Regions from separate parts of the Homo sapiens genome. Here region 2 is linked to region 1. Evidence: chromatin loops called from intact Hi-C (ENCODE). Cell type or tissue: K562. All regions are shown on one strand. Each heading gives the region's core, and the rest is flanking DNA. Links, peaks and the distances in the headings are about the cores only. Region 1 overlaps SAMD4A (sterile alpha motif domain containing 4A). Region 2 has its middle 29 kb from the start of CDKN3.

Region 1 (14,971 bases), core at 3,149-11,148:
CGGTTATTCTGTGTGGGTAGAACACGCCCTGCCTGTGAGGCCCCGTGAAGGCGCACAGCCTCCATCCTGGAAGAAGTTTCACCCGGGCACAGAGAGACAGGACGCCCCTTCATAGCCCGGACACGCTGTTCCTTAGCTGGCTGGGAGCAGGGAAGGTATTGAGTGGGCCAGGACACCTCCCTTCCTTCCCGGGATGGAGGGACCGAGTCCCCAGAGTCATGAATGGAAGGAGAGGAAAGTTCTGAATTTTACTTCTGAGACCAGTCACTTTGACTCCTGAATTATAATCCCAGGCCTCTGGGCACTTCCCTGTGTCTTGAGGTGGCTCTGAGAAGATGAGCTCTTGCCGCTTTATGAACCTTTTCATCCAGCCACATATGCTGGGACACCATAGCCATCTTCCTCCAGACAGATGCATTGGTCTAGGCCTGAGAGGGCCAGAACTCTGGAGTGGTGACTAGGGGTGCCTGGGCAGTTGCTGGGCATGAAGCCTTCCCTTCCCCTCCAGGCCCCTTGGGAAGCTGCTCCCCAGCCCAACCTGGGGCTGCCAGCGGAGGGGGCTGCAGTGAGATTTTGGGCATCATAGCCAATGCAGATCCCCCATAACTGAGCACTCCCCTGTAGGCCAGGAACCAGTGTTCAGAAACTCCTGAAGCCAGCCACAACCGAGCACCACATCCCCAGCTGAGAACCGGCCCCCACTCTCACTCAGCACTGCTAATGGGCTGGCTCCCATCTGCAGCCCTGAAGGAAAGGAGCCCGCTGCCCATTGAGGTGCTCAGGGAATGCGCCGACCTCCCCAGGAAGGCGCCAACATTCCCACCTTCTTGGATGCTGTTTGCCACCAGGGAAGATGTCATGTCTGTAATGATGTCTTAGGAAGCACATCCATGAAATGAGCCCTTTACTCCGTTGTCACTTGGAAACTCAGGCCAGTTGTCCTTCAGGCTGGCACCAGACCAGCTCAGTATTATAGTTTAGAGACCTTGAAGTCATTTGCTGTGTGCTATTGGAGCTCAAGGTCATGTTGAATACTTAACGCGATGAACAGCCGTATACCACCACCAAACGGCCGGTCTGTGCAGTCCAAAACAAAACCCCAGTGTGACACCTGTGAGTGGCATCTATTTGAACCGTTATTAAGAGCGAGGCACGTTCCAGGTATTCTAAGTGTTGTTCATGTGTTATTTCATTCTCACAACATCCTTTTGAGGGAGATATTATTATCCTCAGTTTCTAGGAGGCACTGAGTCTTGGGTAGAGGGGCATGCGTAAAGGCGTGCAGGGATTCGAGCCCTGCCCATCTGCATCCAGAGCCTTCCTCTGGCCCACAACTCTCCTCCCCAGGTCACCCTGACCAGCATGCCCACATGTGTCCTCACACAACATGTGGCTGAATAAGCCAGTCAAAAGCAGAAATGATCCCCTCTCGCTGTTAGTCCAGCAGAAACGCTTGCCTTTTGCCCAGTTTCAGAGGTACTCGTGTGTAGCTGGACATGCAGGGAGCATCACCAACCAATGAGAGGGACTGTGGAGGAGAGCCACGCCCTCGCCTCCTAGCCCACCTTGATGCATATTCTTAATGGCATCTGGCTAAGGTCACCCGGGAAGAAGGGGTTTGTAAGTCCTCAATGACGTTTCTGCCACATGATTAACATCCTTCTGCTTTTGTCCACAGAGTTCTCCTGGTATTTAGGTCCTTAAAGATTCAGCATCACTGGGAGACAACTAAGCTGTCATTTTTTTTCTCCATTTAAGGAATCTGTTTCCTTTATGGGAACTAGTCATTTAGTCTGTTACTGAGTAATATTTTATGACTACTTAAAGGAATTCATGCCCTATTGACAAAACTGCTTCGGAAACTTCTCTCCCTCCTTGTTACTGTGAATCAATCAAATCACATGGATTTCCCACAGCACGTGTTCTAAGTTACAGTTCTAGTCACTTGGCAGGGGATTCATATGTGACGTGGGGTCCTCACCATCTAGAACACCTCATGTTCATGCTCTACCTGCAGCAGAATTACCAGGGCACTTGGTACAAACACAAACTCTCTAGACATCCCCTTCAGATCTACTAAATCAGGCTCTGGGCATGTGGAAGGGAGCCCAGGTATCTGAATTTTGACTGTCTCCTTGGGTGATTCTAATATATCATGAATCTGAGAGTTCCTGCCTTGGAGACTCCTAACCCACATAAAGTCCTTTCCTAGTCTGTGGCAAGTACAAAGGCTAAACGCAAAAGGAAATATAACATAGGTAAGAGTTTGTTACAAGGCAGCAGGCAAAACACACACACCAGTTTTGCTAGAAAAGAGTTCTGCAGGCATCAGACCTACATACTTCCCTAAACTTTAGAGAAGGTTTAAGTCAGGACTGGTACACTGGAATTTTTGTAAGGCAAGAGACCCATTAACTGGAGATGTCTCAGCAAAGCCCTGAAACACAGAGAATATAGTCCATTCTCTGACACCCTGTAGACCACTCTAGGGTGCCCACACACCATCAAGCAGATTGATTTTTGGAGTGGTTGAGAATTTTCATTGATTATGAAAATGCAGGGGGCCTGCAAAAGCCAGAGTATTCAACAATCAATTTTGCAATTCATTCTTGGTTAATAAATAGAGTCTGGAGTGGAGTCAGGAGGGAGGGGGAATGTGGATATGGATCTGCCAGAAATGTCACCAAAAATGAGGGTTGTCAACAGTTTGATGCGTGTACCTTATCACGCACCTCCAATGTCAGATAACTTAAATTTTCAAAATAGGGCAGCTCCCAAATTAAACTGACTACGTTTGGACCAGGTTAGAAACAGGTGAAGAAAAGGCAACTGCAGAGACTCCAATGTTTTCCCCTTATTAATTGCATGTTTCTCCCTCTAATGCCAGGCTGCGTCACCCATTTAAAAGTCCTGTTTGTTTTTGCAGGCATTTACAGAGACACAGAAAAAAAGATTGTTGTCATGGAAACAGCAGGTGCAGAAGCTCTTTCGGTCTTTCCCTCGGAAAACCCTTCTAGACATATCAGGATATCGACAGCAAAGAAAGTATGTTGGGATTTCATTCTTTGTAATGCGTAGTGGTTCCCCTGGCGCCTTGTTGCCTACCTCGGTTCCTGGGGCAGGAATATGGCAGGGCACCATTCCTTGTTCACGAAGATGCCCTGTGGCGAGTTCCAAATTGCATTGCTTAAACAGGTGGGGCTGGGAAAAGGCTGTGAGAGTGAGCATTCCCAGGCGAAGAGCTGAATGTGAGCTTTTGTAACACAGTTTGCATTGTCAAAATGATGGTAATAGTCCGGATGGGTATCAGAGGGGAGAGTGGGTATGATTTAACAAATGCAGGCAAAACACAGGATGGCTTACCCACAAAAGGGGGATCTGAAAGGATAAAAATGGGTTGTTCTATCAATCAGCACCTTAAGTGGTAGTGTGATTTTTTTCCCCCTTCGTGCTGTAGACAAGCTAATTATAGTTGGTGGCAGGGTGAAGAGCCCAGTGCTAGTCTATTTTGGTCTGCAGTCTCATAGTGGAGCAGTACAATTCTTGATTTTTCCATAGTACTTCAGCTTCTTGCACGCAGTTAAAAATAAGCCTGGTTGTACTTTAGAACCCATTACCTTAATATAGTTTTAAATTGAGGAATCCAATTACATATTAAAGATGAACTGCAGTGACAATTTGTGGGAGAAATTAAGGGTAGAGGAAGGGTTAAGCCTTAAACAATGATAGGGAATTGTTGGGACATAAGGGAATGAGAATGTAAACATCCTGAAAAATTAACATTCTATTTTACACTTTTAAAACATGAGCAGATAATTTCTTCACTTGCACCTGAAAGGGTCTGAATTCATTTCATTTCTCGGTGCATGTATAGAAGCTCTCTGCCCGTGGTGTTAAAATTTTGGGCATTTATTTGCGTAAGCGTGCCTTAAAACATCACTATTTTGGATTTAAGGGAGATAAGGCCAGTTGAAGTTTGTGAAAAGACTTCATGAAAGATTAATTTTAACACTGAAGTGTGATCACATTCCAGCATATATAACGGTTATTTATTAAACAAACATTTATTTAGCACTTACATATGCCAAGTGGTATCCAAGCACTTTAAGAATATTAATACATTTAATCCTCATGACAACCATGTGAGGTAGAGCTGCTGTTGTTAACCCCATTTACAGACAAGTTCATAGGCAGCAGCATTGGGGATTTGAACCAGGCAGGCTGGCACCAGCTCCAGCTCCATGCTTTTAACCCTATGGAAGCCAGGCAACTCTCATGGTCTCAGGATGATGAGCAGAAAAGATTGTTCAGGCAAAGCGACACTCTTCAGGACCAGTTCCCTGGCCCCAAGCCCTCTGGGGTTGCCAACCCTTGTGGGTTGGACTAGACTACCTCTTTGCCCTGAGGATTCCCGATGGCCCAGATGAAAGGCAAGGTCTGCTTCCTTGGCCTCCTGCCCTGGGGCCTACCCCCATCCCAAGTGGCTTTTCTCTGAGAGCAGCAATACTTTTCCCAGGTGAATAGAAAAGGTTCCAGACTCCTCTTGCAACACCAGGCCCTTGGGAGACAAGTTCCAAGAGGAAGAAGGCATTCGGAGGTTGGAGATGAAGATGGGGCGGCTCTTTGCTGCTCCTCCCAAAGTCCCACCCTGGCCTCTGTCAGCCCTGTGTTGTCATTGGTCCACATCCGAGAGCCTTCTGGAGGTGGAGCAGGGGACATGAACCTTGACCTCTCCAGGGTGTTTGTTAGTAACACTTGGATTGGGCTAACCCAAGGTTTGCCAGGTTGGAGTCCTAATGGACCCCTTTTAATTGATTAGATAAGAATGAATCGCTTGTGGATGTTCAACTGGATGTTACTATAAGGCTGGAAAATGTTTTATACTCATAAGTATTTCCTCTGGGATCTTTTTGTGCTATTAATTTGCTTTGAAGACCTGTTTCTCCAATAATACAAAGGTAACTGCAACCCAACCCCTGCTTGAATTATCACAAATCCCAAATTAATTGGTTCTTATTAATGTTACTTTATCAAAGACTTTTCATGCATTTCAACATTTCAGTGTAATGAAATCAGATTTAGAAAGGTAAGGCAAGAGAATGAGAAAGGAAAACTTGCTTTTGTCACTTTGTTCTCTCCCCAGAAAGCATTGATGATTTCATTAAGCCTAGCGATCTTAAGTAACCCAAGCATTCACTCTGGTTGCCAGCAGTGGCAACCCTCTGCAAAGCTGGCTTTGTAATAACCCTCGAAGGGTCCCATCAGGAGAGAGAAAGATGGCCTAGCCAAATTCTCCCCTCATCACGTCCTACTCCCCTCCCCTATACAGCTGAGTCCTAAGAGTCCCTGGATCCCTCCTTTCTCCAGTGACTATAAGTATCCCATAACAGAGTCCTCTTCCCACATTATATTGCTTAAGAATTCAGTCTTGCCTTCCTGGAAACACAAATCATTTTAGCATCACTCATTGACTCTGTATTTTGCATATGAAATAACTTTTTAAAAATCCAACCAAAAAGGAAAGTGAGAAAACGCTATCCACGCTAAATAAGGAAAAATCATAGCAGAATACTGAATCATCTACCAGGTGGCCAAAATTCCGACTTCAGAACTCAAAGGACTAGTTTTCGTCATTAAAAACAAACAAACAAAAAAAAAAAACACTCGGCCCTTGTCTCTACCTCACGTAGTCAGATTGTCCTTCCTCCAAAGGAGGTCTCATCATGTGAAACTTATTCTACCCCTCCTGGCCCTGAGTTCTTCCTTCAAACCAAAAAATCTGAAGCCTTCGTAAAAATGAAAACGAAATTTTTAAAAGGGAAAATGGGAGAAAAAAGGAAGAAAGGCCAAGACAAAGATACCAAGAACCTGTGAGTGTCCTCCTCACCACATTCAGATGAGCTTCTGACCAGAATCTAGAACTCCTTCCTTGGCCACCAAAGCCTGGAAGTAGAAAGGCACAAGCCCAGAATTCTCCTTCCTGCCACTTCTCCCCTTAGGAAATTTAAGAATTCTGGGGAGAAGAGAAACATTTTCTGAGATCTGCACTGCTGGCTCAGATGCCCCTCCCCCTACATACAGGCACAGCTCTCTTTCTCAGGAAATGACTGTTCTGCAGGCCCCTATCACCCTCAACTGGTTAAACTACGTCAGCCCTGCTTCCCGGAGTCTCCCCACAGGCTTGGTACAAACCTCCCCTGTGTCGCTGGAAAAGCAGATCTCTTCCATCTTGTGGCCACTGGAGGTAAAACATTTTGACTTCAACATCCGTGAATGACTACAGCTGACTCTTCTTGGAAAGAATGTGCTGGTTCCTGAAACCCTGCCGGCTGCTGTATAACCTCCCGGACCTGAGGCGTGTCAGAGAGGATGCGTTCTTCAGTGCTGAGGTCACCCAACCCAACGGCAGCGCCGGCATCTGCACGTGATGCTAAGGGCTCTGGCAGCCTCCCTGCCCGGACCCAGGAGAAGCATGGACCTGCCCTGGCCCTTATGCAGCCGACTTTGCAGGGAGGGCCTGTGAAGTGAAGGCAGTCTGTGTCCTAGGTCCAGAACACTTGCAAACATCATCTCCGACCTTATATCCCTCGCCCCACAGGTGGCATCAGCTCTCCCATTTGAGGATGCGTCATGATGGCAGAGACTCATTGGTTCATTCATTCAACTGCATTCACTGTGCAGAAACTGATTCAGGCACCGGACATGCAGGATGGATGAGGACAGACATGGAGCTTACATCCTGGTGGGCCTCACAGGCTTCTCCAAGTCCGCCACACAGACAGGCTGAGCAGAAACAATGATAGGATTAAAGAAGGGAGCCCTGGGACAGGAGTCAGACCAGTTGTGACCCTGACTCTGCTGTTTTCTTGCTATGTGGCCTCTCAAAAGCATGTGAGTGTTCAAGACCTGTGTCCTCATCTGCAGCAGCATGGGTTGGAGAAGATGCGGTAGGGAGGCGCAAGGCGGCAGGCAGAGTGCTGGTGAACCTGCTGAGCCTGCGTGCCAGCGCTGCCCCCTGCTGGCTGTGTGACCTGTGCACAAGGATTACGCGCTGTTTTACTTCTCCAGCTACAAAGGAGAGAGCACCTACTTCATAGGGTTGTTGCAAGGATCGAAAAATAATGTCGAAGTCCCAGGAAGTTCCATGTGATACCGCCTCTCAGATGTTAGCTGCTGTTTTAATTATAGTTATTTGCTGGCACACAGCTCCCTGTAGGCTTCATAACTGTCAAAATGTGAGCAGAGGCGGGGTGCAGTGGCTCACGCCTGTAATCCCAGCACTTTGAGAGGCCGAGGCAGGAGGATCACTTGAGCTCAGGAGTTCCAGACCAGCCTGGGCAACATGGTAGACCCTGTCTCCACCAAAAATATAAAAATCTGTAGTCCCAACTACTCAAGAGGCTGAGTTGGGAAGATCGCTTGAGCCTGAAAAGTTGAGACCAGCCTGGGCGACATAGTGAGACTCCATCTCTACCAAAAAAAAAAAGTTAGCTGGGCATGGTGGCACATGCCTGTAGTCCCAGCTACTCCAGAGGCTGAGATAGGAGGATCACCTGAGCCCAGGAGGTCAAGGCTGCAGTGAGCCTAGATCTCACTACTGCACTCCAACCTGGGTAACAGAGTGAGACCCTGACTCAAAAAAAAAAAAAAAAAAAAAATGAGGAGACCTCCAAGGCGACATCCCTTGGGAAGCCTGTGGCTTAAAAAGGGCTGAATAACGACTGATATTCTCTTCCTTCTCTCTTGGCTCTCACAGTCGAGGCTTTGGGCAATCCAACTCCCTCCCGACGGCTGGCTCTGTGGGCGGTGGCATGGGCAGACGGAACCCGCGCCAGTACCAGATCCCCTCTCGGAACGTCCCTTCCGCCCGCCTGGGCCTCTTGGGCACCAGTGGATTCGTCAGCTCCAACCAGCGCAACACCACAGCTACCCCCACCATCATGAAACAAGGAAGACAGGTTTGTTCTGCCCCAAGGAAGGAGGAGGATGGCCAAGCTCAAGGCCCAAGGCTGCAGATGTCCCCCCAGGTGACCCCAGGGTGGGGAGAGAGGCCAAAGGGGACTATGCTGGGGGCAGTTGCCACCATTCCTCAGAGGTAACAGCATTGTTCGCGTTGTTCTCTAGCAGACAGAGCAACCCCATAGCTGTGTTTAGGATGCCCAGAGGACCACTTTAACCTTGGGGACCCTGCACAAGAGGACCTTTAGAAAGAAATGCAAGACCTATTTCTTCTTTGCCCCATGCTTGACCTTCTGCCACCCAAATCTGGGTTCCAGGAGAGCCTGGCATTTAGAGAAGTTTCTTGCCCTTTTTATCCATGGCAAAAAGCTCCTTTGTCTCAGTCCCAGCTCTGGTGGAGCATCCACAGGACAAAGTCTGAGAGAGTGTGCCAGGGGGAGAGTTAACACATTCTCAGCCTGCCCAGAGGTTCTTGCTGTGCAGTTTAGAGCTGACTTCTCTGGCCCGTCGCTCATACCCCTCTAGCCCCAGGCCCCACCCCTGCCCAGTGCCTTCCGCCTGTGTGCCCAGAGCTTCTCGAAGCTCTGTGGGTAGGGATTAGGATCAGAGGGACACAAGTAGGTCTGAGGTTCTGGGGTCTCAGGAGAAACTAAGGGATGACAGATCAGCTTAAAAACAGGAAAAGGGCTTCAGGCAAGACGGGCAGGATTCACTACCCAGGGTACCAGAAAGCCCCATCTTCTGACCATTGTCCCCAGCCCCCAGATCAGTTCAAGAAGACGTCACTGCTGGGACACACAGGCTGAGTTGTGCCAGCTCATTGCCAGCTGAGAGTTTCTTTTCTCTCCCCCTCGCTTTGGAGTACATTGTAAGAATCTTAAAAAAAAAAAAAAAAAAAAAAAAAAATCAGAGCCCTGAAATAGTTTGTGCTCTTCGTTGCATACATTTATAGAACTCCCCCATTTCCTAGAAAAGTGGCAGGGAAAAAGCAAAAGCAACAAATGCGATAAAAAGAGTTCTGCAGATAGGGAAAGAGGTGTCCAGATGAAGCTGAGGCTTACAGCAAGGCCACCACTGAGGAGGTGAAGAGAAATTACAGTGAATGGAATCTAAACCCTCTCTCTATAAATAAGCAGATGCTAGCACTGGCCTGCAAGCCCCTTTTCTAGAAGTTAGAGTTCTCCTGGGATCTTTGCCTCCCAAATTCTTGCTGGCGGCTCTGCTCTCCACCCCAGTGGGGCTGAACTAACAAGTTCCCCTTTTGCTTTTCTCACCAGAACCTGTGGTTTGCCAACCCCGGGGGCAGCAATAGCATGCCAAGCCGCACCCACAGCTCAGTCCAGAGGACCCGCTCGCTGCCCGTGCACACTTCCCCACAGAACATGCTGATGTTCCAGCAGCCAGGTAGGGCCCGGCGCTTCATGTCCCCTTGACACAGAGGGGAGGCCAAAATAGATGCCCTAGCAAACCCAGCCAGAAAGTGCTTAGCCTCGACTGTCACCGTGCATTCTTTGGAGCTTATAGAAGCCTTTCCTTTTTTAAACTGTGCCTTGCCAGCATGAATAGCGGCGGCTTGGCTGAGAGCCAGCATGTGGAGCCCCAGAGTTGGTTGCAATCGGATGGGGATATTTTTGATACTAGTCATATTTCTAGATTGATTAAACCAGAGATAGCACAAGAGGGCTTTGGTGGTGGGGAGGTGGGAGGGCTCCATGTGTAGTGTGTGTGTGTGTGTGTGTGTGTGTGGAAAGAGAAAGTGAGAGTGAGACAGAGAAAGAGAAAACTGTTGATGCTGAGACCTTCCCCCTGGTTTGGGCTTTTCTTGCAAAGTGATGACTGTTGTACCAGCCATCTTTCCTTTACTTGGTTAAAGAGCAACTTAGCACACTTCAGATCAATTTCAGCTTTCACTATGCTTCCTAAAACAGAGTGGTTGGAATTATGCACAGCTAATGAATACTTGAACCCTTTCTCTATGCAGGCAGTGATCTTGTAGACTTTGTAGACTCCATGAGTAATAACAAGCCACACAGGCAATTACACTGCACCTATCTGGATGGACCCCCCCCCACCCCCACTGCCCCAAGGCAGGCAAACTGGAGATGTGTTGTACCTGTAGGAAAATGCCCTGGACAGTAGAAACGCTCTGTCCAGTAAGTCCTATCTGTAGGAGTTTAAAGAAGAGAAGTGTTACTGTGGCCTGGAATAGGCAAGGAAGCTTCCTGGAGTTGGAGCTGAGCTTCAGGGCACAGCAGAGGGTGGAGAGAGGGAAGGCAGAGTTACAGGCAGAAGGAACCCAGGAGCAAGACTGCAAAGGTCCAGAATACCACAGCATGGCCCGGAAGCCGTGGCTGGGCCAAAGGGTCTGGCTGAGGTAGCAGAAAGTGGACCCAGGGAGCTGTAAAGGTCGTGGCCGATGGTGGGGGACTTTGAATCCAAAGCTGAGGAGCTTGGACTCTGGCCACTCTCCCTGGGGGGATTCCTCCACATGGGGGATTCCGAGTAGAAGTCAGGCAGGAGGGTGCAGGATGATGGGGTGGGGGGGTAGGCTGGAATTGGGAGGTCAGGGAGGAGGAGGACGCTGGAGGACACACTGCTGGGAACGGCATGTCAGGGAGGGGAGCGACAGCTACCCAGTGCAGAGGCCTGCTCACATTGCTTCTTGACTTCCAAAACTCTGCTCACTTTTGTTTTAAAGCTCCTTTTCTCTATATTTATGCACCAAAATATAACAATATAATTACACATATTTCTATATGCTTAGCTATTTTTCTTCCTGGGAAGAAACATGATAAAATTTGGGGGTTCTGAAGGCTTTATCCCAGGGTCCTTTCATCCCATCCTCTGTTTTCACGCAGAATTATGTATAATCCATTCCCAATAAAAAAGAATCTGGACAAGATTTGAAGAGGTCCTGCGCACAAGGAGATCTGTCACCTTGAATGGGTCTTTCACCCTGGCCTCAGTCTCACCAGCAGAGTGACCACTGTCTTCAATTCTGTATACCTTCTCAAGGCCTTCTTGATTTTTTCCCTTCCTGCCACTCTTTTGCCAGTTCTCAGCCTTCCTCTTTGTTCATACTGAATCTTCCCTGAGCTTTCTCCATCTTAACTGGGAAGACTAGGTCCAGACAGTCCCCTTTCTAAAAGCTGGGTTGTCCCGGAGCGCTTCGGGTTTGTTGATAGAATCTTCCACCTATACCTTTGTTTCCCCTCCACTATCTCACAGCAATGCCAAGTGGCTGGCTTGTGCTCAGGGCAACTATGAACCTAATATCATTTTCACTCTTCATGCAAACCCTCTTGTTCCTGTGGTTAAAGAATCAAATAATACAGAAGTGCTGTGAGCAAAAAGTGACTGTCTCTCTCCCCTCCCCTTCCTAGCCCACAGGCACAACCCCTTTTAGCAGTCTGTAGTTACCTGCAAGTCTCTAAATAATATGCTTCGCACACTGGACTTAAAACTCTGGAACGCTTTGAGTGTTTTTTTTAAAATCTCTCAAGTATTACAAACCCACTTCCAGCAAGGTCTTAAAGATCCTCACATGGCATTTTTAATAACAGCCAAAGCACAGGAAAAAGCCCGCTCTAAATTTCCTGATTGCAAATAAACCATTGAACGCTGGACAGGAGCCACTCCTAAGTCCTGCCCAGCACGCTCAGCACCATGCTGGGTGGCTCTTCCAGGACATGCATAAAGGGCATGATAGGGCAGGGCCTGGCCAGGACCCAGGATCCCTCACTGAAGGGGAAGGAGGCTGCAGAAGGCCCCTGCTTAAGGGCACAGGGTTGAGGTTCCTCAGCCCTTGCCAATCATTGTCAAGGCCACAGGTCACTGTAGTGACTTTTCCTTCCTCCCAAGGAGGCAGCCTCCTACCCAGGGACGACACCTCTGACCTCCAAGCAGGTCCAGACGAAGGCTCATCCTAGAGTCATAGAGTCAGGGTCCTCATCCTGGATTCAGAGCCGCTTCTGCTCTTCCTGGATTCAGAGCCTCTTCTGCAGATGGGCCTTTCCACACAAAGCAGTGCAATCTGGTTCGCTATGGAGACTTCCCGGGGCTTGTGGCCAGGCGTTAAAACTAGACTACAAATATCATGTCAGGACAGCAAAAATCAGGAAGTCAGAAAGTGGCTTTCATCTGTACATGAACAGGAGTAATAGTGAACACAAAATGAAATTGAGATGTGTAACTAACCCAAAAGTAGATACTCGGAAAACTGTTATCATACAATGCAGTGTTTTCCTCCTGGCTGTTAGATGTCTTCAGAGAATCCATTGTAAACTGGGCAAATCTTGAAGACTACAATGCATTTGAAGGATGCTTTCATTCTGTAAACCTAAAATAACTCTACTGATGGGAGACTTTAAACGTCTCATACAGAGAAGACAGAGGGCTAGAACCCACCAAGTTGCGGATCAATTCATCAGTCACCTTGCTCGGGTTTACAGGACTCATCCCTCGTTCCTGGTTCTACACAATTCACGGGCACTTGGAGGCCCCTCAGGAGTGGTGTTTCATGTTATTCCCACATGGACAAGCTTTTTTTTTTTTTTTTTTTCGAGACGGAGTCTCACTCTGTCACCCAGGCTGGAGTACAGTGGCGCAATCTCAGCTCACTGCAACCTCCACCTTCACATGGACAAGTTTTAGCTGTTTCCTGGGACCAGCCAGGAGACCCTTCAGGTGGCTATTGCCAGTGATGAGTAAGAAACACTACGAGGTGTAATACGCTCACCAGAAAACAAGTGTGGCGCCTGTGCGAATGGTCACGTTCCTCATGGAGGCAGGGCGTTTTCTCAACTAGATAACTGGTTTGGAAATTGCTTGGAGAGGGATCCTTTATTTTGGAAGCAACTAATTTCTACTGACCCAGGCTTAGTTGTCCTTGGGATCCAGTCAGAGAGGATCTTGGAGTGGCCCTGGCTCAACAGTAGGAGATCATGGAGGTTCTTTACCCCCTGGAGGGCCTAACAGAAAAGGGCAGGGAACCCCATAGCAGGCTTCAAAGGAAAACCTTCAGAAGGGTAGGCTGCACAGCCTTCTGAAAATCTCATTCTTCCCTTGCCCAAAGCCACATGCAAACTACCCTTGGTTGTGAACCAGCTGGATGTGAGCTGGGTCCAGTGGCACCTCACATGGCAGCATTTCATGGTGTGACTTACCTGATCACCACAGCAAACCTCCTCTAAGTACCAGCTCACAATTGGGATTCTTCTGCCATAAGCACGCTGCATATATCTGGGAGCACAGGGCTCCAGGCTGTTATTTTTCATTTCCTTCCGGAGAACTGCCTTTAGAAAGAATAGAGAGTTATTGGTGCACTGGGTCCAGTGGGGTGTGGAAGGGGCTGCCATGCAGAGGCAGAAACCAGAACAGGGACCCAAGTACAGTACTGGATAAATATTTCCTCCATGTCTTCTAATAAATCAAGGCAGACATCCCTGTTCAGGACTGGCAGACAATGGGTAGGGAGATTGATAAATAAATCAATTCTGTCATAGCCAAGAACCCAGCTGGGCCCACAGCCTCCTGCCTCTGAGCATCAACTTGGGGCAAGATGGTACAATATCATCTTATACCATGTTGTACCCATCACTTTTTGTGAAAGCGTTGGTCCCAGAGGACCTCCACAGGCACTGACCTTCTGCAGGCTTAGGAATGTTAGGAGGCCACCAGAGAAAAGGTGCGTTCCCATGGTCAACTCAGGGATGCTATTCATTACTCCTGCCACCCTCCATGGCCATCTCTGCCATCCTCAGCTTGCCTGCTGCCCCACCCCTCTGTTTCCCTGCCTGTGCCGTTTCTTTCCCTTTTGTTACCATCCTCCCCCTTTCTTCTTAGTTCTCTTGTCTTCCTTTCTTCTTTACTCATCTCATCACAGCAGACCAGGTCCCACTGCTCTGTCCCTTTTTGTCTTCCCTGCTTTCTCTCCTCCTAGCAACCCTGCTGCTCAGTGAACCAGACTCCACACCTTTCTAGTTATCCAACAGAGTTGCCTCCGCTGTCATTGGCAAAACGGGATTCTATAGATTTTTCCTGGAATGCCCCAGCCTGTTTCTTATTCTAAAGTCCTAAAGAAATTGGCTCCTTACCCTCAGTGCCTTGGAGAAAAAGCACTGCAGAATTGCACCGTGGGTGCCACACATGTGAGACCCAGCAGGGATGGACGGTTACTGCCAAGGACAAGCCCTTTGGGCTCCTCAGGTGGATGCTGCAGCAGCACCTCATTAGGGATGGGTAGCATTCTCTTCCGGAATCTTCTTGACCCTGGGCCTGAGCACAGGACTACTCCATACGTGTGGGACTTCTGAAAAGATACAATTAATGTCTCAAGTCAGCCTAGACCTTGGGGATTCCAAAACTAGCGATCCTTACTGAATACTGGAATACTGGTCCTCAGAGATGCCATCTGAGCTGAAGAAACATGCCTCCTTTGGGAAAGAGCAGAGGAGGCTCAGTTAAAGAGGGGTCTTTCCTTTTGCCTTCCTGAAGACTCACATCTCCATCTGCCTGGTCTGTGGCCACGAGGGGCAGGGGCCTGGGATAAATGAGATGGGCCCTCAGGGTTAACAGGAGCCACAGCAAGGGTTGGCCTGGTGGTTTATGTTGGTCTGTGGGGCAAGAGCTGCCCGAATGCCCCTCTGGGGCACCTAGCCCCATACAGCTGAGGGTTCCTAGCCTGAGATGGAAGCTGTTTTCCACCCAACTGGTCTTTCTGTCTTATACGTGCGGCGAGATGGCATGGATCTGTTTTTATCAAATACACAATTAAAAAGTCACACTATTAGGAAACTCTGCAGTGTGAACATATGGGCTTCTCCCAAGACTTAGAATTTTTCAGAGCCACTCGGAGTGTTGGGGGTCACGGCTCCCCAGTGCATGGAAGCAAAGAGCTGGGGAGAAGAAGCGAACACCCCCACTTCCCACCTAAAAGAGCAGCCACGAAGGTTTGGGGATTCTGGAGCGGAGAGCCCTGCGTTTCTCAGCCCCCTTTTTGGAACACGCAATC
Region 2 (14,971 bases), core at 3,153-11,152, 410 kb before region 1:
TGGATTACCTGAGGTCGAGAGTTCAAGACTAGCCTGACCAACATGGAGAAACCCTGTCTCTACTAAAAATACAAAATTAGCCAGGGTGGTGCGCATGCCTGTAATCCCAGCTACTCAGGAGGCTGAGGCAGGAGAATCGCTTGAACCTGGGAGGCAGAGGTTGCAGTGAGCCAAGATCACGCCATTGCACTCTAGCCTGGGCAACAAGAGCAAAACTCCATCTCAAAAACAAAAAACAAAACAAACAAAAAAAAACAAAAACCAACCGTAAGCTTTCTTCATTCTTTTTTATTCTGTTTTCTCCTCTGATTGTATATTTTCAAATAACCTGTCTTTGAGTTCATAGATTCTTTCTTCTGCTTAATCAGTTCTGCTATTGATGCTCTCTATTGCATTTCTCATTCTGGTCACTTATTTTCTTCATTTCATTGAAATGTTTCTCTGTATTGTTTTGAAGTCAAAGAGTTTCATTAAGAGTTATTTTAAATTCTTTGTCAGGTTGTTCATACATCTTCATTTCTTTAACACCAGTCACTGGCATCTCATTTTGTCCATTTGGGATCTCACGTTTGCCTAATTGTTCTTGAGCCTTGTGGCTGTGCACCAATGTCAGCATATTTGAAGAAATAGGTACTTATTCTAGCTTTCAGAGACTGGCTTTGTTCGGAAAAGCCCTGCAGCAGGGACAGCACCAGGGTGCATCAGAATTCTAGTGCCTGCTATGGCCAGTGTGGCACAGCCAGAAGCCCAGGACCTGCTGTGACAAGCATTGCACTGCTATACACCAGACACCCAGGGACACTGAGGGCTGCCAGACATGATCAAAGCATGGAGCCACTGATGTTTGCTCAGCAGTGGTGTGGGCCAAAGATCAAGTCCACTACACAAGCCTGAAGCCTTGGGCTCTGTGGTCCTGCTTGGGACTGGGGTGGATCTCAAGGCTTCATTCTTGGGTACCAGCCTGGAGTCTGGAGCCATGAGGGGCCTTCTCAGTGCTGAGTTTTATTGTTATGGGCCTGGTGTTGGAGTCCAGCCAAAGTCCTGTGCTCAATTCCCTCTCTTTCTCCCAAGCGAATTATATCTGTCTCTGCACTATGCTGCCTGGGCTTGGAGAAAGAATAACACATGTAAAACTGTTCTTCCTGCCCACTTCAATGCATCTTTTCTTGTTATTGTGCTACAACAAGGTACTATAATCTCTCAACTGGTTTCCTTACTCTTGTGAAGGTATTTTCATGTGTAGGTGGTTGTTCAAATTGATGTTTCTCTGGGGTGAAAATCACTGAACAGTTCTCCACCATCTTGCTGCAACCTCCCTCCCATGAGAGGAGTCTTGACAAATAAGGATATATTTCAAAATCCTTACCATATGTTTGGGATAAGAGTTAGAGTGGGATGGAAGGAGTGTGAGGAAGAGAGAGGGCATTCCAAACAGAGAAAGCCAGCAAAAACAAAGGTGAGGAGGCACAGTACATATTTAGGGTACCAGAAGCAATTCCACATGATTAAGAATCAGAATTCAGGAAGAACTTATAGACATGGGCATCAATCTTGCAGTCTTACACAGATGTGTTTAATTTGGTACAAAGGTTATATTTTTTTTTTTCACTTTAATAATGAACATTTAAAAACGCAATGATTGGCTGGGCACGGTGGCTCACACCTGTAATCCCAGCACTTTGGGAGGCCAAGACAGGTGCGTCACAAAGTCAGGAGTTTGAGACCAGCCTGGTCAACACGGTGAAACCCCGTTACTACTAAAAATACAAAAATTAGCCAGGCGTGGCGGCAGGCACCTGTAATCCCAGCTATGTGGGAGGCTGAGGCAGGAGAATCACTTGAACCCAGGAGGCAGAGGTTGCAGTGAGCCGAGATTGCACCACTGCACTCCAGCCTGGGTGACACAGTGAGACTCAAAATAAAAAATGAGTTTTAATGTTTTAAAATTAGTTTCTAACACTTAGTAAACTTAGTAAACTTAGTTTGATGTAAAAATCCAGCTTCTCATGAAAAAAGAAGTTGTTACTTTGGCCACGCTAAGCCCAAATTCCCACTCACCAGTAATTGGCTGGAGCCAAAGAGTGGCTGTCTTGGTTCATTCAGGCTGCTGTAACAAAACACTGTAGACTGTAGCTTAAACAACAGACATTTATTTCTCACAGTTCTGGAGGATGAGAAGTCCGAGATCAAGGCACTCCGATTCAGTGTCTGGTGGGGGCTCATTTCCTTATTCATAGAGGGCCGTGTTCTTGCTGTGCCTCACATGGTGGAAGGGACAAAGGGACTCTAGGGTCTCTTTTGTAATGGTAAAAACCCCATTTGTAAGAGCGCCATCCTTATGACTTAATCACCTGCCAAAAGCCCTACTTCCTAATGCCATCAAATCAAGGATTGGGATTTCAACATGTGAATGTTGAAGAGAAAATCTGGTCTGTAGCAACCGTTCACCCTTTTCAATGGGATTATGAATCCTCTAGTTCACAGTAGCCCTACCTAGTCACCACTATACCCTCCACTGTAGACCTTTGAGTCTGAGACCCCTGAGAAAGCTAAGATGTATAGTTGAGGAAGGGAGAACAAGTAACAAACTTTAATCTTTTATGCTATGCTAAAGATTTTAGCTTTATCCTCTGGGCATTGGGGAGCTAGTAAGGAGTATTCAACAGGGAAGTGAGATGATCAGATATGCATTTTAAAGTGATTCCTTCAACATCATCAAAATATTCACATGGAGAAGGCATTGGAGAAGTGTATGACCAGGAGGAAGCAGGCAGGTGGAAAACTCAAAGGATGAAAAATAATAAGGTCTGAACTGGAGCCGTCAGCATGGGAATGGACAGAAGGAGGCCAAAACAGGAAGTATTAAAAAGCTGAAAAGGCAATACTAAATCACCAGTTAAATACACAGTGACAGGGAAGGAAGAGCTACGATGACTCTCAGGTGTGAGGTTACAGAGATATGGAGGAGAGGCAAATTTAAGAAAGAGACACTAAGTTCAGTCTTGTACATGTTGATTTTTACCGCTCAGGGACCATCAGGATGGAGGTGTTTGTATACATGAATCTGAAACTCAGAAGACAGAGAACGGCCAGAGGTGGTGATTAGGAATTCACTGGATGGCTGGCAGCTGAAACCACAGGAGCAATAAGACAGCTAAAGACAAGCATGTGGAGTTAGGAGACAGCCCAGCAAAGGATCTGCAGGACAGTCAGAGGACCGTCTGAGGAAAGGAGCTAGGACAGGAAATCACATGGAATTGCATCCAGTGCTTCTTAGATTATAAACAAGTCTTATAATGATAAGATTGTTCTTGTGCTTTTCTCCTTTGTTGTCAAAACAAAATGCAATCTGATTTGGGATTTATATTCTTACCCTAAGAAATCTAGCTAGCAAGGGAAAAAAATTGTTTCTATTCTTAAAGGAGAAACATAGTTCTGATTTTCTAATTTTATATTTACCTTCTGGAAAAAAAAAACCTTTTTCTTATTTAATTTTACAGAGGATAAAAAAGAAGTAAGAAAATAGAGTCTCTGAATATAGATCTTTCAACTGAAAAACTGGGCTGTGAAGGTAAAAGTGATATGGGACTAGGTGGATTTTTTTTGGTTTGGGGGTGTGGCAGTTGTTTTGTTTTGTTTTTGTGCTTTTGTGTTTGTTTTTGTTTTAATATTGGAGAGACTTGAGCTCTTCTATGGACTCTGAAAAGCCAATACTGAAGAAAAGGCAGAGGAGAGAGGAGTAACCAATGCTGCAAGGTTCCACAGAAGAGAAGGGGTTTTCATTATAGAAGAGATGCCTCATTTGGACTAGAGGAAAAAACACATGAGTGTTGTTAGGGGCAGATAGAAGGCCAGATCACCAGCTGAGAAAGCAGGGGAGTGGGGCTACTTCTTGAAGACAATGGCAAAGCTCATGGGAGGAAGTGGGGGATAAGCAAAAAGACAAGTGGGCACAGGACTCTAGTCAAGGCGTTTTCACTTTCCATTTGCCTATTTCATAGAGAAAGGCTTTTAACTGCCTTCTATCTAAATTGAATAAAAAGAAAGTGACAAACTTAAAAGGAAATAAGAAATGGACAAGATGATATATACTATGTAATTAAGAAGAGGGTAAGTTTATAATTATCCATTTGCTTATTTATTTTTCATCACTATTTTTTAAGACAGGGGTCTTGCTGTGTTGCCTGGGCTGGTCTTGAACTCCTGTGCTCAAGCCATCCTTCTGCCTCAGCCTCACAAGCTCGTTCACTTATTCATTCAACAGATGGTAAACAGACCAAATTCCCACCTCATTGAGCATACATTTTAGTCCTCTCCATATACAGTCATCCCTTGGTATCTCAAAGGGATTGGTTCCAAGATACCCTATCCCCACCTCTGCCACCCTCACCCCCCAGCAGATACTAAAGTGCTCAAGTCCCATAGCCGGCCCTGTAGAACCCAATGATAGGAAAAGTTGGCCCCCCATATATGTGGGTTCTGTATCCCGTGAATACTATATTTTCAATCCATGGCTGGTTGACTCTGTGGATGCAAAACCAGTGGAGACAGAGAGCCAATTGTATACCAAGACAGTCCTTGCTAAATTTCATTAAAACTGTTTGGTTTTACCAGGACCCACTGCTGTACAGGGCATGCCAAGAGATAGACTCTCTTTCTAATCCAGGGCTGTTTTCTGAAGCGCAAACAAGTGTGAATCAGCTACAGTTTGGACAGGTTGGCTAATACTCATGCAAATAAAGCTGGAAGGGCATTTCAGAAAAACAATGCCATCACTCAGTTGGAATTTCACCAGGCTTCCAGACTTAGTCTCTGAAAGAATTAGTGTTTTCTAATAATCCACCTGACAGATTATGTTCAGAATGTGATTTTCTGATTAAGGCACTAAGCACAAAACTACTTCTGGACTAAGCAGCCGCCAGACACTGCAAAATCAATGCAAGTTCCCCCAGGTGTTTGCTGCGGAAGCTGAAAGGGGCAAAGGGATGTGGCCATATCCTTTCTGGCCAAGTTTCAGGATACATAGATTTAAAGGACAGAACTGTAACCAGGATTTGGCCACCTCGGGAAGGAACGTGATGTTTGGACAACATCCTTCCCAGACTGAAAGCTGCTCAGACATGGATCGTCATTCCAGGCATTTGGCATGCTGGTTTGCACTAGCAGCCAAGTGCATAATTGCCAGGAAGTGGCCAAATCCACAGAGACACCACTCACTCCTGAATGCTGAAAAATGTTTGTAATATACGGTAATAAATGCAAGCCTGACTCACTTAATCAGATTTGAATCCCGGACTGGGGATTTCTGCACAAGAGGGAGATGTTTACTGAAATCCTGCTTTTCTCGGCTGCCATCTCCCATTCCAGGAAGAACAGAACTACTGGATGGCCTTGCCATTTCTGTTTTATATTTTTGGTCATTAATATGGATTCTTATAAGACATGGGTTCTCAACTCATTCTGAATGTACTTCAGTATGAAGTGATTAAAATAAGGCTCTTTCTCCTTATTTTAGATTATATTTAAGCAGAACTAAGTGCTGGGCACAGTGGCTCACGCCTGTAAATGCAGGCCTTTAGGAGGCCAAAGCGGGCAGATTGCCTGAGCCCAGAAGTTCAAGACCAGCCTGGGCAACATGGTGAAACCTTGTCTCTACAAAAAACACCAAAAAAAAGAAATTAGCTGTGCGTAGTGGCACGTGCCTGTGTCCCACCTACTCGGAAGACTGAGGTGGGAGGATCGCTTGAGATTGGGAGGTTGAAGCTGCAGTCAGTCATGATTGTGCCACTGCACTCCAGCCTGGATGACAGAGCAAGACCCTGTCTCAAAAAATAAATAATAAAATAAGATAAAATGAACTAAGTATTCCTGAAAGATAGAGATTTAAGAGTATCACGCCATTCTCCATTCCTGGCAAATTTAACTACCCAATCTCATCTCATTACCAAAACCAACAAGATGAGATGGGGAAAAGATGCCAGTTACACTCTCCTGTGAGAGTTGTCTGATTCAAGACCTGTCTGGGCTTGGAGCAGTTGGGTAGGTGAATAGCCCAGCTTCCGAAGCTGGCTGAACTTTCCCCTAAAATTAAGTTGGGAATCATGTTGGTTCCAAGCTGATTATCCCAGCATCCTTGACATACAGCCTTAGTTCCTCAAGTTCAGAAATCTGACTTCCCCAAAGATTAACCCAGCCCCAGTCAACTGATTGATACCAAACTCAGCAGGAAATCCTCTGAGTTCAGAAGTCAGTTCATCCATTTTCAAGTGGCAATTTCATTCTACCTGCCACAGATGAGGGAATTATCATTCAGGTTAAGTATCTCGGTGATTTATCCAAGGACACGTGGCTAATTGCTGAAATAGGACTTGAATCCGGTCTTTTGAGTTCAGAGCCCTTTTCCTTTCTGCTAGAGCACCTTGCCTTCCTGGTGGAAACCCCACATGCAAGTACGAGAGATTACAGCGTGGCTTCCAAGAAGAGCAAACTGCACTTTGGGGAAGGGGGAGAGACAACAGGGTAAGGCAGGCCATGTGAAGAGAGACGCAGTGGATGGCAGATCCTGTGTCACTGAGGTCAGGAGCCAGAGTCCAGGTCCAAGGCAGGCCAAGGATTGGAGGAAATAGCAAGAGACTGTTAGGGCCCATTAGGAACTAGGAAACAAATGAAATAGAAACTGTCTCAGGAATACAGCCAAAGCCAGGTTAGGAAAACTGGGCACGAGGGTATGGGGAGGACCCACCACCACAATGATTAACCTCTGGCTGGGTTTCAGAGCATCCTACCCCAGCTCCTTCAATCCCCCCTTGTGATATCTTGTGATCTCTTTCAACCACAGGAGAAAGGAAGAAATAGTCTTCAGCCAGAGCAGAGCAGAGCCTGTAGATGGAGCCAAGTAGCTGCCAGCTAGGGGCTGAGAGGCAAGGCAAGACCCACAGGCTAGGAGATTACTGCAATGCTCACTCCAGCCATCGGAGGTCAAAATTCTTCTCTACATAGTGTATTTCTTGACTATTTTAAAACGTGTTGTTGATTGTTTTACTTCTGTAACATTTTCCTAAAGATGGCTTGAGAGAGGGTGACCCTGTATAATTAACCATTCAAAGCAGGAGGCTTGCAAGAGTGAAAGGGAGAGCTGTTAATAATTATGCCAGTACGACAGTCACAAACCAGGACTAACCTATGCCGATGAGGACACACGGTCAGCCTCAGCTTGAGACCAAGCTCTCAGGACTCACCCAGGCCTGAGCACAGCTAGCAGAGGGTGAGGTAATCTTGCTAGGATTGTTTACAGGAGAGGCCAGAGGACTCCTGGGAAGTAACTCACCCTAAGGGAAGAGAAAGTCAAAGCACACAAATTGAGTTCAGTGACATCAAGACAGGGCCAGAGGGGAGGGACGAGTCTTGGTGCCTCCCAGTGGTGGTCAGCCCCAGCGCCCTCTGATCCAGGTGCCATGGATCTTAAAAGCAGATGAAACTAAAAAGAGCTGTTTTGTTAAAATTTCCGCAGGACCTTGAAGTTGCAAGGATTAGCAAAATCCTGTGCCAGCAATATCAGCAGCAACAGAGAAGGTGCAGCTGGCATTGCAGTAAAGTGGGACATTGGTGGGCTTGGGCAGTGATCTGAGACTTTACCCCAGCAAAGGAGAGCCAGAAGATGGTGGGTGCCTTGCTCTTATATCTTAGAGGATACAGAGGCCATCCTGGAGGACTCACTGAACTATTATGAGGAGTAGAGAGACTGCAGTTTCACACAGTGAAGAGAGGAAGAACCAGAGAAATAATATTTTGTAAAGGATAATAACTGTGACTTTAATTTCATTCCCAATCTGTGATGTTTGGAAAACTCAGGTAATATTTCTTTCATCAGAGTGTGAGGTACTCACATCAGAGTGTGAGGTACTCACTGATGTTATGTCTAAATTAGAGAACCTTCTTAATTTGGAGCCACTCAGTTTATATTAGTATGGTCTAGAGTAGGCACATACTCCCAAAATATATACATTGCAATTATATGTGCATTTATAAAATAATGCAGCAAAATATTTACACATGGTTAATTAACATGTAATATAGAAACATTTTCTAAAAGGTCCTAAAAATTATGGGCTTTTGCTATCTCTTAAAGAATGTCATCTACTGATTCTAATATTCAACTGGTTAGTCTTTCAACCATTTGAAATTAAATGCTGCTTTGAAATAGCTCACTCACTAAATAGCTAAAGTGATAACACAGACACTACACAGGCAAAGATGTTGAGCTAGAATTATAACACAGTGCTAGTGGGAATGTGAATTCATATAAGCTCTTTGGAAAACTGTTTGGCAGTATCGACTAAAAGATGAACATACGCACTTCCACTCCTGTTATATACCCAACAGCAATGTATACAACATGTTTACCAAAAGACATAGAAAAGAATGTTTATAGCAGCACTTCATAATAGCCCCAAACTGGAAATGACCCAACAGTAGATTGGATGAATAACTTATGATATATTCATACAATGGAATACTGCCATGAGAACAAACAAGTACAACCACACACAATAACATGAATGAATCTCACAAACAAAGTCAAGCAAAAGAAGCCAGACACAAAAGATTCCATTTAGATAGAATTCGCAAACAAGCGAAATTAAGCCATGGCATCAGGAGAGAAAAGAGATGTTACCCTGGGAAGGGGCTAGTGGATGGGGACACAAAGGAGGCTCTGGGTGCTGGGAATGTTCCATTTCTTGATCTGGGTGCTGGTTACGCGGGTATGAAAATTTATCGATCCTATTATTAATTGTCCTTTGTGCTGCATTCTACTAGGTGAACTAGTCACTAGGGCCAGCCCATGTTTAGGAAGAGAGTATTGGACTCCACCTCTTTATGGGGAGTGGCAAGCTACATCACAGCAGAGTAAGTGGGATGAATGATACTGTTATGAAAACACAATTTATTCCTATTATAAAATACAATAGAATTTTTCAAATTTAATGAATATTTTAAATAAATTTTACAATCTACGCCAATTATCCAGTGCAAATTAGAACTCAGCATCATCTTGGGGTAAAGCAGAAAGCTTGGGAAGGTAAAGAAGAAAGTGAGAGCACCAGCCACTAAAGCACATGCTGCAGCTTGGGTCATATGCCTTCCCTGGACCCACAACTATGACCAGACAAATAGGGTAGAAATAGGGTACATTTACGAGTGAGTCCTAACCATGTGCCCAACAAGACCACATGAAATAAGAGAGGGGCAATTCTCCAAAGGGAGAAGCAATGGGGATACCAGATGTCTACTGCAGACCTCATGTACTGCATCTGATGGTCATACAAGAGAAATTCTTGTATTTTTTTAGAGATGGTCTTACTCTGTTCACCCAGGCTGGAGGGCCCTGGTGCCATCATAGCTCACTGTCACTTCAAACTCCTGGATTCTAGCAATCCTCCTGGCTCTGCCTCCCAAGTAGCTGGGGCTATGGAGCGCACCACCATGCCCAGCATCATGTGAGAAATCTTAAACTTGGTATGTCAAGAATGAGGAAGTATGTTCCTTCCAAATTACATTCAACTCTGAAACTCCAGCCTTCTCTACCTAACACATGTCAAATCCATTCGCATTAATATTAAAATATTTTTAAAATATGGATCTAGTGGTAAAACACCCATCCAAGTGCAACTATGGATAGGAATGATGTTTAATTTCTCCTTGAGCACTTCTCAACAGACTCACTTGTCTATGAACATGTGTTAACACTTTCCTCTCTGGTAGTTTGAAAAATCTTCCACATTGTTTTGCACACATACATTTCTGTTAACAGCCATGAGTCAGTCATACACCAAAAATTTAACTGAAGACTACAGGTGTGGCAGGCTGAACTTAACCCTCCCCTCTTCCTCTCAGGAGAGAATCTTGGGGAGTAGAGGCAAACCAGGTGACTCTGATGCCATCCAATCAGATGGCTCAGCCAGAGGCCTTGTCTGTTTATGTGGGACCCTCCATGATGAAGGGACCAAGCCGAGCAGAAGAGAGCGCATTAGCATTATAAGGCCAGAATCATTGCTTTGCAAGTAGACTTAAAAAATATATTAGAAGAAACACATACTTCTCTCAGAGACTAGCCCAGGGGTAGGCAAAATTTTTCTGTAAAGAGCCAGATAGTAAGTACTTCAGGCTTCCCAGCCATAAGGTCTCTGTTGCAACTACTCATCACTATTGTTGTAGTGCAAAAGCAGCCATAGATAATATCAGCAGAAAGGAGTGTGAAGCTTGACAAAACAGGCCTGTGGGTTTTGTCTCATCAGCCAACGTTTGCCAACCCCTGGACTACACGGGGGGAAGAAAAACACAGCTACAACACAGAGGTGAATTGTGTTTGTCACGGGCTAAAGAGAAAACCTGGGCAAACCCTGCCTGCAGAGAGAACAAATGGAAGCTGAAACACCCCTGATTTACCCTAGCCCCCCACCTCCTTCCTACTGTGGGACCAGAGCTGGTCCTCCCCTCTCTGCAGAGTCAGCAGGAGCTAGAACAGATTGGGGCTCTGCTCACATCCTGCTGACGCCAGAGGTGGCAGAATTTGCACGACACTCTAAGGGACTGGGATTTCCTTCATCACCGGGAGTGGGGTAGGGGAGACAATAGATTCTGAGGAAATGAGCAGACACCTAATGCTCAAGAATGAAAAGAAAATCTGGGGAGCTAACTCTGGGAGAATGGGGAGAAGGTGAGAGTTAGAGAGTGAGGGAGTACCCAACATCCTGAAGCCCACCCAGAAAGGACTTGTCCCCTGTGTCACACAGAGGTGTGAATTCGTTTACCTGGACCCTCTTCTTGGATCCTTCAACGTAGGAACTTCTTAAGCCCTCACAAGGTCCTGTTTCCCCTCCTCCCCCCCGTCCTCCTCCCCCAGTCAGCTCCTCCCACACTGGCCTCCTTGCTGTTCCTCAGACACACCCAGCCTTTGCATCTCCTTACTCTTGAAACTGAAAACTCTTCCCCTAAATATTCACATGGCTTACTCCCTCTCTTCATTCGGGTGCTTCTCAAATGACATCGCAGAGATGCCTTCTCTGACTTTTCTATCTAGAATAACATTCTCATGAGGCCCCACTCTTTTAATTTTTTCCCATAACATATATCACCACCTGACTATCACTCCCAAGAGCATGTGAACCCAAACGAAAGCAGCGATCTTGTCTATTTTATTCACTACAGTATTCCCAGCACCTTGAATAGTACCTGGGGTATAGATGGTGCTCATAAATATTTACTGAGTGAAGCCAGGCGTGGTGGCTCATGCCTGTAATCTCAGCACTTTGGGAGGCTGAGACAGGCAGATCACCTGAGGTCAGGAGTTTGAGACCAGCCTGGACAACATCATGAAATCCCATCTCTACTAAAAATAAAAAATTATCTGGGTATGGTGGCGGGCACCTGTAATCCCAGCTACTCGGGAGGCTGAGGCAGGAGAATCTCTTGTACCTGGGAAGCAACTGTTGCCATGAACCGAGGTTGCGCCACTGCACTCCAGCCTGGGGGACAAAGTGAGACTCTGTCTCAAAAAAAAAAAAAAAATTTCTGAGTGAATAGATGAAGTAAAATTTAACATGCCTGTGACGCTCAATTTTATGTGTGGTCTTGGCTGGGCCATGGGGCCCAGATATTTGGTCAAACATTATTCTAAATGTTTCTGTGAGACTGTTTTGTATGAGATTTACATGTAAATCAGTGGACTTTGATTAAAGACAATTGCTCTGCATATGTAGTTGGGCCTCATCCAATCAGTTGAAGGCCTGGATAGAACAAAAGACTGACCAGGCAAAAGGGAATTCTGCAGCAGACAGCCTTTGGACTTGAACTGCAGTGCCAGCTATTATGGGTCTCCAGCCTGCCAGCCCTGCAGAATGTGGACCTCCAAGCTTCCATAATTATATTAGCCAATTCCTTAATCTAAATATCTTGATCAATTGATAGATGATAGATAATGTGTATGTGTATGTGTGTGTATCTGCTACTGGTTCTGTTTCCTAGAGAACCCTAATACAATTTGTATCTGGCCTGAAGATGTATAAGAAGGTATTCAGAAAGTGGTGGGCCCTCTGCTCCATAATAATCCCATGGCCACCGGCCACCCACTGTGGAGAACTAACAGAACCAGCCCGTAGCCCATTAGACCAATCCCTGCCTCCTTTCCTATAACCCCAACTCACAAGAGTAACGAGATGTGACTATGCCACATAAAAAGAGGGCTTGCATGATTAACTATAGTGTTGCCTTCAGTTTTGGTTTTATTTTCTTCTATCAGTTGTTTTGTTGGAGGGTGGCTGTTTTTGCAGAGAAGGAATTCCCTTTGTTAATTTAAAAAGTGAAGATTATACAATTTTATTTCAAAAGCCTCAAACTTCAATGCCCATGGGACATTGAAGACAACAGAATTAAGCGAGATAAGGTTGTATATGGCAACAGGGAGTGATGAAGCTTATGGACAAATAATTTGGCCTAAAAGAGGTCTAATGGCCTTTCAAGGAATGGAAGAGAGAATTAAGGAAAGTAGTTCTGGCTTATTGTTTCCATGTGGGAAAACAGACCCTTTGCTGTGACATCAGATTTTTTTAGAGAAATCTACCCCACCCCACCCGCATGTTCCCTGCTTTTTTTTTTTTTTTTTTTTTTTTTTTTTTTTTTTTTTGTTAAGAGAGACAGGGTATGACTCTGTCGCCCAGGCTGGAGTGTTATGACTATAGCTCATGGCAGCATCAAACTCCTGGGCTCAAGTGATCCTCCCACATTGACCTCCTGAGTAAGCTGGGACTGCAGGTGCATGCCACCATGTCTGGCTAATATATATATATATATATATATATATATTTTTTTTTTTTTTTAGGGTAGAGATAGGATCTTGCTTTGTTCAGGCTGGTCTTGAACTCCTGGCTTCAAGCAATCCTCCTCCCTCGGCCTCCCAAAGTTCTGGGACTACAGGCATAATCCAACAAACCCAGCCATCTCCCCCTTTTTAATGTAGACTTTTCCAATGATTAGAACACTGTACAAGCTCCCAAGATGTCCTGACCAGATTCAGCCTGTTGGCCATCAATTTACCACCCATGCTTTGGTCTTTATTTCAATCCCATATTTGAAGCAATTAAGCAGAGAAAGGAAAGGTGAAAAGGGAGGGAGACAGAAAGAGAATGAGGAAAAGGACAAAAAATTCGAAAAAAAGGAGGAAAATAGAACAAGATTGATGAAAAAGGAATGAATAAATGATTACGTTTTTCTTAACTGCTAAGTTTTCAGGTAACTTGTTACACAGTAATAAATAACTAATACAGCATCTGTCTCAAGAAATTAAAGAATAAAAAATTAAAACCATCTGGGTATGGTGGCTGACGCCTATAATCCCGCACTTTGGGAGGCCAAGGCAGGCAGATTGCTTGAGCTCAAGTGTTCAAAGACCAGCCTGGGCAACATGGCGAGACCCCATCTCTACTAAAAATACAGAAAAATAGCTAGGTGTGGTGGTGCACACCTGTGGTCCCAGCTACTTAGGAGGCTGAGGTGGGAGGATCATTTGAGCCCAGGTCAAGGCTGCTTGCAGTGAACCAAGATCGTGCCACTGCACTCCAGCCTGGGTGATAGAACAAGTCTCTGTCTTAAAAAAAAAAAAATTAAAACAAAGCAAAAAGAAATGAAATAATAAACAGAAATTCACCTGAGATCAGAAGTTCAAGACCAGCCTGACCAACATGGTGAAACCCCGTCTCTACTAAAAATACAAAAAATTAGCTGGGCGTGGTGGCAAGCGCCTGTAATCCCAGCAACTTCGGAGGCTGAGGCAGGAGAATCACTTGAACCCGGGAGGCGGAGGTTGCAGTGAGCCGAGATCATGCCATTGCGCTCCAGCCTGGCAACAAGAGCGAAATTCTGTCTCAAAAAAAAAAAAAAAAAAAAAAAAATTAATAAAATAGCAGCAAACCACCACAAAACAGAGAGGGTCAACAATCCAAAAGTTCTTTGAAATGAATAATTTACAGGTAATAATAAAAGGTACAAATACTCCTCACTGTAAATTTCATATAGCCAATTGATTCTCATAAAATGTTTTTGTTGATTTTTGCCAACTTTTGTATGCTTTTAAGTGACGGACGGGTGTAGTTGTAGCATGAATGTTGATTGGCACATTCATTTACATTAATGAGCAAGACAAAAGTGAAACAACAAAGAATTGCATTCATTCATCAATGACATGAGCAAAGTCCACTGAATAGGATAACACTTGTCAAATACTAACAGAACATTTCCTCAACATTTTGGTGCTACTCACAACGTAACAGCTAGAGGTATAGCACACTATAAACTGAATCTGCCGTTTGCCCTCCTGGGGACTTTTGGCAATGGCCATTTTTATTGTTATGACTGAGAAGGTTCTACTGGAATCTGGTGGGTAAAGGCCAGGGATGCTAATAAGCCTCCTACAATACACAGGTCAGCCCCTCACAGCAAATAATTACCTGGTCCAGAATGTCAATACTGCTGAGATTCAGAAATCCAGATCTAGACTACCAACAAAATAATAAATCAAGGCTGATTTGTGGTGTTTTAGCCGTTTCAGATTATCTTAAGGCAAACAGGGACTGAGATGATTCACAGCTGGCTTCAGATCATCTGGAAACTGGCCTATTTTCATTCACTCTTACTCCTAGGGTATGGCCCTTTAGAGTCCCAGTTGAAAGCCTTGGGTTCTTATCAAGACCCTCCTTTTCGACAAGCCCTGAACCCGATTTTTTATCTACTGGCTCTTTGAGTCCATAGACAGCTCCACTTTCAGAATTAAAAGCAGCCATTAGGGGCAAATAGCCCCAAATGCCAGACCCACATCTCTGCATTCCTCTCCCCTCCCAGATCTTTGCCCTATAATTTCTCACCTCCTTAGTAGCTCTCTGATGCCTTGAAACATTTTTTAAAATATTTTTATCCAGCT

The links. A loop is a pair of places that touch in the nucleus more often than their neighbours do. Peaks named below come from ENCODE experiments on the same cell type or tissue, not always from the same donor. Only the 100,000 strongest peaks of a DNase experiment are listed, where the experiment ranks them.
Region 2: it touches region 1 in a loop (3-fold over the local background); 9 of 110 quality-filtered maps call a loop at or near these places.

The regions. Positions count from the first base shown.
Region 1 is chr14:54,767,178-54,782,148 of GRCh38, forward strand. It overlaps SAMD4A (sterile alpha motif domain containing 4A), which reads left to right. Exons shown (of 13, transcript NM_015589.6): 9 at 2,927-3,045; 10 at 7,757-7,958; 11 at 9,237-9,363. Among named protein-coding and RNA genes, the nearest start is that of SAMD4A-AS1, 87 kb to the left of the region's middle. RefSeq lists enhancers at 5,815-7,014, 6,298-7,226, 7,100-7,149. In K562, for the core only: CTCF peaks have their summits at 6,194 (motif pointing left) and 7,013 (motif pointing left); DNase peaks (open chromatin) are centred at 4,694, 6,164 and 6,984.
Region 2 is chr14:54,360,039-54,375,009 of GRCh38, forward strand. No RefSeq gene overlaps it. Among named protein-coding and RNA genes, the nearest start is that of CDKN3, 29 kb to the right of the region's middle. RefSeq lists enhancers at 1,875-2,442, 2,443-3,010, 9,981-10,482. In K562, for the core only: a CTCF peak has its summit at 6,906 (motif pointing right); a DNase peak (open chromatin) is centred at 6,903; H3K27me3 peaks cover 2,051 bases.